Regions from separate parts of the Homo sapiens genome. Here region 2 is linked to region 1. A link is an interaction called in ENCODE POLR2A ChIA-PET data of the cell type or tissue named here. Cell type or tissue: OCI-LY7. All regions are shown on one strand.

What was found. ChIA-PET counts read pairs that join two places held together with the same protein. Peaks named below come from ENCODE experiments on the same cell type or tissue, not always from the same donor. Only the 100,000 strongest peaks of a DNase experiment are listed, where the experiment ranks them.
Region 2: POLR2A ChIA-PET joins it to region 1 with 16 read pairs; 1 of 35 experiments calls an interaction of 5 or more read pairs at or near these places.

What each region holds. Positions count from the first base shown.
Region 1 is chr1:167,706,401-167,711,400 of GRCh38, reverse strand. RCSD1 (RCSD domain containing 1) reads right to left here. Exons shown (of 7, transcript NM_052862.4): 7 at 2,705-5,000. Among named protein-coding and RNA genes, the nearest start is that of TRP-CGG1-1, 5.8 kb to the left of the region's middle. RefSeq lists an enhancer at 4,054-4,253. In OCI-LY7, no CTCF peak of the experiment used is centred here; a DNase peak (open chromatin) is centred at 2,200.
Region 2 is chr1:167,354,964-167,359,963 of GRCh38, reverse strand. The region is part of intron 2 of POU2F1 (POU class 2 homeobox 1); the gene reads right to left. Among named protein-coding and RNA genes, the nearest start is that of POU2F1, 140 kb to the right of the region's middle. In OCI-LY7, no CTCF peak of the experiment used is centred here; DNase peaks (open chromatin) are centred at 2,453, 2,993, 3,323, 3,773 and 1 weaker place; H3K4me3 peaks cover 3,083 bases; H3K27ac peaks cover 5,000 bases.

The DNA.
Region 1 (5,000 bases):
TGCTGAGCCTTGTTTGCTGCTTGTGGGGTTATGTACTAATGGACTAGAAGGCCATGGCAGTTGTCTTGGTAGGCTTGTGTCACGCACAGCAAGCCTTCCTCCAATTTAAACAGAAACTTGGATCTGACTGAAAATTTGTGTCTTTTTCCAGATTCTAGTCCAATATCCAGCAAAAGCTTCAGCTACATTTTACTAAACATATTTCTATTTGGTTTCCCTCAGTGATCCTTTTTATGAGGTTTAGATCATGTGTCCCTCTGAATTTTGCAGTCCCTTCATTGAATCACTATTAATGAATTCTTGGAATTGCCTCAGCCTCTTCATTTTTCATTCAAAAGGTTTTGCTTGTTTTTAAGTTCTGAGAGTACATGAGGTCAGAGGGGTAATATGAATCTCAGATGTAGATTGTGAAAGAACTGCTCTCCGCTGGGACACCTTCACTTTCACCAAGGAGTCTTATTACCTGTTCATCTTATTACCCTCTGTTTTATACAGACCTAGTTCTGGTCAGATGTTTCTGGTTAACACAAAAGTGTATCATTTTCATGATCAAACTTGTGATTCTTTATGAAGACATGCTCATGAGAGTATGTTACAAAAAAGAAAGAGAAAATTAGATATAGTAAAATCCCAATTTTGCACCAACCAAGAATTAAAACAAAACGTATATAATGCACTAAAAAAAAAGAAGAATATCCATAAAATAGTAACATTAGTTATCCCTAGATAGTGGACTTAAAAATACTTTTTTGTTTGCTTCTTAAAATTTTTTCTTCCCCTCCACCAATTTTCTAAAATAAAGATGCATTGCTTTTACAATGAGAAAAAAATTAGGATAATTAACGTTTTTAAGCCACAAAGAAAACAGGGGTCTTGAAACTGCATTTCTTTGTTCTTGGTAGAATGGAGACACAGAATTAGAAGCAATGTAAAACAGGCCCTTTTGTGCTTCTCCATCCCTTCTGCTTCCAGAGGTGGTCAATAAGCCTGTTTGTATCACTCCTGAGAGGCCAGGTGCAACTGTGATGGGGATGTGCCTGGCACCGTCTAGCATGTGTGGCTTCCTTAGATAGTCAAACAGCAGTGACTAGTATTGGAGGTCCTATTGTTTGAAGAGGCTATTATTTTCTTGGGGGGGAATGAGTATCTGTGTCTTGGCAATATCCATCCTTTGAGTACCAATCATATAATTATTCTAGAATTTTGTTTCTGCATGCTGGTTAAAGTGCAATTCAGTCCACTCATTCTTTAAAACAGAAGCACCTGGTAAGTGTGGTAACTGACTTAGGGGTTTACCCAAGTTAGAGTAACTTTCTCTAATTTCTTTCTTTTCTTTTTTTTTTTTTTTAGAGACACAGTCTCACTCTGTCGCCCAGGCTGGAGTGCAATGGCACAATCTCGGCTCACTGCAACCTCCGCCTCCTAGGTTCAAGCGATTCTCCTGCCTCAGCCCCCGGAGTAGCTGGGATTACAGGTGTGCGGCACCCTGCTCAGCTAATTTTTGTATTTTTAGTAGAGACGGGGTTTCACCGTGTTGGCCAGGCTGGTCTCGAACTCCTGACCTCAGGTGATCCACCCACCTTGGCCTCCCAAAGTGCTGGGATTACAGGTGTGAGCCACTGCACCTGGCCACTTTCTTAAATTTCTATGTAAAACTACATCATGAAGGACTAGAGTCATATTACTTGCAGGAGTACTTGGGGGCGGGAATCCTAGCCTTTTTTTTTTTTTTTTTTTTATTGAGACCGAGTCTCACTCTGTCACCCAGGCTGGAGTACAGTGGCGTGATCTCAGCTCACTGCTGCCTCCACCTCCCGGGTTCAAGCGATTCTCCTGCCTCAGCCTCCCCAGTAGCTGGGATTACAGGCACACCAACAGACTCAGCTAATTTTTGTATTTGTAATAGAGACGGGACTTCACCATCTTGGCTGGTCTTGAACTCCTAGCCTCAAGCTATCCACCTGCTTTGGCCTCCCAAAGTGCTAGGATTACAGGCATGAGCCACCGCGCCTGCCCAGAATCCTAGCCTTTTCTGACCTCTTCCTTCGGCATCCTGCTTCCCTCATAGTGTCTTCCTGGCTGCTCCAGGCGGAGGGTGTTCAGCTCCCATGGAGAAGCCCCACAGCTTTTCAGGATTAGGGGGATGTGTAAGACATCTCTTAGTTCCTGTTTTGGATGTGGGTGGTTTTACTGTTGGCTTCCTTTACCCTCTGAGGCATGTAATACATTCATCATCTCTTCCTCCTCTGAGGAGTCTCAAAGAACCAGTTTCCTGCCCCATTTGACCACAGTGGGACTTTGCTGGAATTCCCACAGCTCTCCTGGGATTTGCGGGCAAAACTGGAATAATGGTCTCTTGTCAGCATCCATAGCCACTGTGATCAGGACATCCAGCACAGGGCTCATGGGGAGCCTGGGTTACCCCAACAAAACTGGGAAGGCAGAAAAGTGTGTCTCCTGACCCTAGAATTTTGTGCACTTTGCTCCTCTTTTGTAACCCCCTCTGGGAAGGGTCTCAAGAAACTTCTCACACCAAGGTGTAAATGACAAAGGAGGCTCCAAATAATGATCTCTCTCAGAAGTATTTGCATATTGAAGGAAGCCAATGATGACATTTCAGGTGTCTGCTGTCAGATAAAAGAGGTGTTAAGCAGGGATGACTGTTGAAAATAATCCCATCTCAGCTCTGAAATCAATTCAGTCATTCATGATTTAACAAATATTTATTGAATACCTACTATGTCTGAGGCACTGTGTACAATGAAGAATAATACAAACACATTGTACTCCCCTAGAGCTACAGGTTAGCTCTGGGCACAGTAATACATTATTACATAAAATAATGAGACTGATTTTCTTGGGTGGCTTATGAAACCTAATCCCATTTTATGTGAGCATTTGGATTTTGTTCAGTGCTCTTGACATCTTCATAAACCACCTGATCATGCATTATATAGAGACATTGTTTATCCTTTTTTCACGTGGTCCATCGAGCAAAAACTTGACTAGAACTAGTTGGGGTCAAACAAAATTTAATTTTGAAGCAAACAATGGGATAGTAATTGGGTGTTTCAGGTTTTGCCCTATGGGAAACAGCTGTTGTTTTTTGCCTGCCAGCATAGCTTCTTTTGGTAACAGCACCCTGATTTCACTTTGGGGAATCTTCTTGCTCACCTTTGCAAGCCTTGTAGAGAAAGTGCAGGATTGACTCACCTAGCTCCTAGCTCCAGGAGAGGGCACGCAGTCTCTGCATCTGCTTGGTTGTAACAGTTGATTCAGGTATAGACACGTGAGTCACACAGGGCCTATGGAAAGCCTCTACAGGACTTTTTCCCCACAGTAATGGTGAAAGAATAAGCCCTTTCACTGGGTTTGCAGGCTGGGAAGAACCTACTTAAGAAAATGACTGGCTGGACGTGGTGGTTCATGCCTGTAATCCCACTTTGGGAGACCGAGGCAGGCAGATCACTAGAGGCCAGGAGTTTGAGACCAGCCTGGCCAACATAGTGAAACCTGGTCTCTACTAAAAAATACAAAAATTAGCTGGGCATGGTGGTGCATACTTGTAATCCGAGCTATTAGGTTGGTGCAAAAGTAACTGCAGTACTTGGGAGGCTGAGGCACGAGAATCGCTTGAATGCAGGAGGCAGAGGTTGCAGTGAACTGTGATTGTGCCACTGCACTCCAGCCTGAGTGACAGCGCGAGACTCTGTCTCATTCAAAAAAAAAGAAGAGAAAAGAAGAGAAAAAAGAGACAGCCTTGGCTGCAACTATTAAGGAAAACTAATTAAATAAGTTTTTAAAAAAGAAAAAAAAAAGAATATGGCCAATACGAGGGAAAGCAGAGACCAATACCATGAGAGATTCCTGACATCACTTGGGTGACTGTATTTAGGTTTGTTTTTTTCAGTTCTATGAGGCTGAAAAAGGGGGAGAGATTCATTGATCTGTATAGTTCTGTTTTTCATCAGCTAGTTTGAGTTGGGTTTCTGTCACCAGCAGCTGGGTGAACTTGTTCATTCAGCTGTACTAAACACATCCCTAATCAAGAAAACCTAATCATAAGATGATGAACTGGTTGCCTTTTCACGCATTTATTTCTTTGACATTTATTTATTGAACATGTAGTTAACTGGTCATAGGACAAAACCTGCATGAAAAACTGGGCATTGTTCAGGGTGATCTCCGTGAGGGGCCTGGAGTTCTGAGGCCACTGAAGCTTACCTAGTTCCACATGCAGCTGAAACAGAATCCTAATCCCCTTTTAAATAGTGGCAGATCCCTTCAAAGCATCCAGGTTTTTTTTCTTGCTCCCTCTCTGGAGTAAGGAAGGACACAGTTTGAAATTCAAGCTAGACTACAAAGATCGTGGAAGAATGACTATGACTATTTCTTTAACTCTGTTGCTGTAGAAGAATCCGTGTTTTCTTTCAAACCCATTATGGAAGCCTGAAAGAAACAAGGTCTTCCTGGCCTGTTAATAACTTTGTGCTACCTAAGACACAGATGAATTTCTTTAATCCCAAATTTAGAAGTTCCAGTATCAACCATGCAAATAAAACACCTGATCATGGTTGCTTTGAGAAAGGAGAGTTTTAAGCAGTGGGGCTGCAGCACCAACAAAAATCAGTCCCTGTACTTCATGAGTTCCCTGCCAAGAGCCCCCTTTATTAATGAACAAGCCCTGGGAATGGGGCCTCTATTTTTTTCACAAAATACACCAAATAATGTGACTAACAGGAGACTTGGGGGATAGAAAGGTATTCTGATGCCCACAAGCATGGTGCCGCAATGTCACATTCTTGTCATTTTTACTGCCCCTCTCTCGTCTGCTACTATGTTTAGACCCTCCAGAAGAAAAATGCAGTTTCATTTTTCATATCTAAACCCCATACTTTCTGTTCCATGCCTTCCTCAAGTAAAGTGGCCCTTTTCATCACACATTCACAATCATGCACATATTCACAAAGTACTTGCCCAGATAGTGCATGTGTATAAAC
Region 2 (5,000 bases), 350 kb after region 1:
CAAACATGAAAAAATGCTCAACATCACTAATCATCAGAAATACAAATCAAAATAACAATGAGATACCATCTCACACTAGGCAGACTATTATTAAAAAGTAAAAAAAAAAAAAACAAACCCACAAATGTTGACAAAGCTGAAAAAAAAAAAACCACGTACACACTGTTGGTAGGAATGCAAATTAGTTCAGTCCCTGTGGAAAGCAGTTTGGCAATTTCTCAAAGAACTAAAAACAGAATTACCATTCAACCTAGCAATCCCATTACTGGATATATACCCAAAGAAAAATAAATCGTTCTACCCAAAAGACACCTGCATTTGCATGTTTATCACAGCACTATTCACAACAGCAGAGACATGGAATCAACCCAAGTGCCCAAAACAGTGGATTAGATAAAGAAAATATGGTACATATGCACCGTGGAATACTATGCAGCCATAAACAGAACAAAATCCATGCAGTAATACGGATGCAGCTGGAGGCCATTTTCCTAAGTGAATTAACACAGGAACAGAAAACCAAATACCACATATTCTCACATTTAAGTGGGAGTTAAACACATAAGACACAAAGACAGAAACAGAAACTAGGGATTCCAAAAGGGGGAAGGGAAGGAGAAGGCAAGGGCTGAAAAACTACCTACGGTACTAGGTTTGCTACTTGGGTGACAGAATCATTAGAATCCCAAACCTCAGCATCAGGCGATATACCCATGTAACAAACCTGTGCATTTACCCCCTACATCTAAAACAAAAATAGTTTTTTTTTTTTTAAAAAAAGTCTAGTGTGTTTCAGGAGCCAGGGATGAGAAAGCTACAAGGATGGAGTGGTTTAATACTATTAAATGGTACAGAGAAGATAAGGATAAGAGCACTGAGAAATAAATAAATCCAAAGAAAATAGAGGGAAAGGTAATAATAAAGGTAAGACCAATAATGAATACCATTAAAAAAAACTTCCACATAATAGAAACACCAACTTGGTTCTTTCAAAAGAATCTTGTCACTTTGTAACGTATAAACTTCTGGTAAGATGGAACAAGAAAATAAGAGAGAAGGAGCAAACAAACAATTTAAGTGTAACAAAAAGGCCTATCAAAAACTGCTGCAGGTCAGGTGCAGTAGCTCAAGCCTGTATCCCAGCACTCTAGACAGGCTGAAGCAGAAGAATTACTTGAGGCCAGGAGTTCAAGACCAGCCTGAGCAGCACAGTCAGAACCTGTCTCAAAAAAAAAAAAAAAAAAAAAGCTGCAGATAATAAAAAGATTAAGAATATATTGTGAAGCGTTTCATGTCAATACAATTAAAACTTAAAAATGAATAACTCTATAGAAAATATAATTTATCAAGACTGACTCAAGAAGAAATAGAAAATCCATAGAGTCCCACAGCATTTAAGGAAACTGAATTAGTAGGTAAGTAAAAATCTTCCCAAGAGAATAAAAAGCCTTGTTGATTTTACCCAAGTGCTTCCAAAAATTCAAGGAACAAATAATTCTAATCCTCCACAAACGTTTCCAGAGAACAACAAAACCAGAAACACTTCTAACTCATTTTATGAGACCAGCATAACCTCGATACCATAACCTGATAAAGTGTGAAAAATATAAATACAAGCCAGTTTCATTCATAAACATATATGAAAAAATACTAAATAATAATAGCAAACCTAATCTACTAATATAAAATATTATGGCTAAGGTAGATCTAGGGAGTCTGAGGCAGGAGAATCACTTGAACCTGGGAAGCAGAGGTTGCAGTGAGCCGAGATCGCGCCACTGCACTCCTGCCTGGGCAACAAGAGCGAAACACCGTCTCAAAAAAAAAAAAAAAAAAAAAAAGAAAAGAAAAAAGATCAATTAGGCCAGATGCGGTGGCTCATGCCTGTAATCCCAGCACTTTGGAAGGTCGAGACAGGCAGATCACGAGGTCAAGAGATCGAGACCATCCTGGCCAACACGGTGAAACCCCATCTCTACTAAAAATACAAAAATTAGCTGGGTGTAGTGATGTGCGCCTGTAGTCCCAGCTATTCAGGAGGCTGAGGCAGGGGGATTGCTTGAACCCAGGAAGCGGAGGTTGCAATGAGCCGAGATAGCGCCATTGCACTCCAGCCTGAAGACAGAGTGAGACTCTGTCTCAAAAAAAAAAAAAAAAAAAAATCAATTAATAAGATTCACCAAGTTCAATAAAGGGCGGGGTGGAATCATATAGAAATCTCAAAAGATGCATAAAACTCTTAGACAAATACAATATCCACTTATGATAAAAATTCTTGGCATAAGGACTGGGTGTGCTGGCTCACACCTGTAATCCTAGCATTTTGGGAGGCTGAGGCAGGTGGATTATTTGAGCTCTGGAGTTTGAGATGAGCCTGGGCAACATGATGAAACCCCATCTCTACCAAAAATACCAAAATCAGCCAGGCGTGATGGTGCACACCTGTAGTCCCAGCAACTTGGGCTGAGAGGGGAAGGACTGCTTGAACCCAGAAGGTTGAGGCCGCAGTGAGCCCACGTCACACCACTACACTCCTGCCTGGGGAACAAAGTGAGACCCCGTCTCACAAAGAAGCGGGGGGGGGTGGGGGGGGGGTGGGGGGGGAGGCGTGGGGGAGGGGGGGCAATCTTGGCATAGGAATACAAGTTTCTTTAACTTGATAAAGAATAAGCATTAAAATAAATAAACATCATAGTTTATGGTGAAAAATTAAAAGCATTTCCTTTAAGATTAAGAAGAAGATAAGGGGGCCAGTTACTGTTACAATAGGTAGACAGGCATGAGCAGGGCAGAGGGCTCTTCCCTTGCCCACTAGGAATGTCGGGTGATGGTCTGGCAGTTTTCATATTGCCTAAGTGATAAATTGGCAGCCGGCTTCAGGGAAAGGCCATTTCCTAATGGTCCACACCTGTTGTGCTAAAGTGTTAATTGAAGGCAGGGACCAGGGAGAAGTAATTTCTTGAGCATGTGCATTAAGAGACAAAATGGCGGAATATGACCTTCTGGGGGCACACCACCAGAAAAGGGAAGAAAACCTCAGATGGGCATGTCTACAACTTCCTAAACACACTGCGCCTGCTCACCTCCCAAGGGTAAGGAGGGCACTACACATGTGGGCAGCCCACCTCAAGGGAAGAATCATGGGAAAGGGGCCAGCCTATAAAGTCCCAGGATCAAGGTTAAACACTGCACTTGACCTCGGTGCCTGCTTGGGACTCTTCTAAGTGTACTTTCCTTTCTTTCCTGTTCTAAAGCCTTTGTAAGTAAACTTCCACCCATGCTCTGAAACTTGCCTTGGTCTCTTCTGCTGCCTTATGCCCCTCAGTCGAATTCTTTCTTCTGAGGAGGCAAGAATTGAAGTTGCTGCAGACCCGTATATATTTGCCGCCAGTGACTCAAATACCTTCTACCGGTAACACATTTGATGCTGTGAAACTTGGATATTTGCCACTGGTAACACTACTACTACTTCTATCATACTCCAAGGCCTATCCAGCAAAACAAGACAAAAAAGAAAACATCTGAGTTGGAAAAAACAAAATAAAACCCTTTGCAGGTGATTTGTGTGTACAGAATGTTCTAAGGAATCTAATAATTTATTATTAGAATAAGAGAGTTTAATGAGGATGCAGCACACAAAATCTACTTTAAAACTGCCTTTGTGGCCAGGCAGGGTGGCTCACGCCTGTAATCCTAGCAGGCGTGAGCCAGGGCGGGCAGATCCCTTGAGCCCAGGAGTAGAGACCAGCCTGGGCAACATGGTGAAACCCCGCCTCTACAAGAAAAAAAAAAAAAAAAAAGAAAAAGAAAAATTAGCTAGGCGTGGTGGGACGTGCCTATAGTCCCAGCTACTTAGTAACAGTATAGTCCCAGTACTAAGTAACATACTTAGGAGGCTGAGGTGGGAGGATCACCTGATCTGAGGGAAGTCGAGGCTGCAGTGAGCCATGATCCTGCCACTGCACTCCAGTGTGGGCAACAAAGTGAGACCCTGTCTCAAAAAATAATAATAATAATAAAATTGTCTTTGTATATTCCAAATGAAAACAATTTTTAAAGATTTTATTTATAAACACTTAAAAGATACAAAGTCCTGAAAATAAATCTATCAAAATACAGCAAGTTCCATAGGCAGAAAATTATAAAACTTTATTTAAAAACAAAGACATGGCTGGGCATGGAGGCTCGCACTTATAATCCCAGAGATTTGAGAGGTGGGAGGATCGCTTAAGGCCAGGAGTTTGACACCAGCTTGAGCAACATAGTGAAAAAAAATAGTAATTAAAAATGTGCAGTTATTATAGTATGCCAGTTGTATAGACAGATGCCAGCTCAATATTGTAAAAATGTCAGTTCTCCCCAAACTGACCTATGGATTCAAAGTAAATTCATATGAAAATCTCAATAAATTATTTTCTCTCTGTCTTTTTTTTGGAGCAGAGGGGTAGAACTTAACAAGTTGATTCTAAAATTTACATAGAATGGCATGGGGCCAAGATGTTCTTTAAAACATGGAGACGTGGATTATCAAGATATTAACATTTAGAGAGCAATAATAATTGAGGCAGTGTGGTATTAGCATAGGGATCAACACATATACCAGTGCAGAGTCTAGAGACAGAGGTACACACACCTATGAACACTTGAAACATGACAGAGGTGAGGAAGGGATGAAAGATGACAGATCAATGAGGAAAGGGTGGAGTTTTTAATAAAGGGGTAGCTGGGTATCTATTTAAAAAACAAAAAACAAAAAACTAGACACATTACACTATACTAAAAAAAAAAAAAGAAAGAAAAATGAAAATTTCAGAAGGATTAAAAGCCAAAATGTGAAATGCAAAACTATAACATTCTTAGAAGATAACATAAAAGAATATCATTCTAACCTTGGGAAAGTGAAGAATTTCTTTATCAAGAACCAAAAGATGAAAACACATAAATTTAACTACTTTAAAATTAAAAGCTCATCAAAGGGCTACATAAAGTGAATTGAAAAA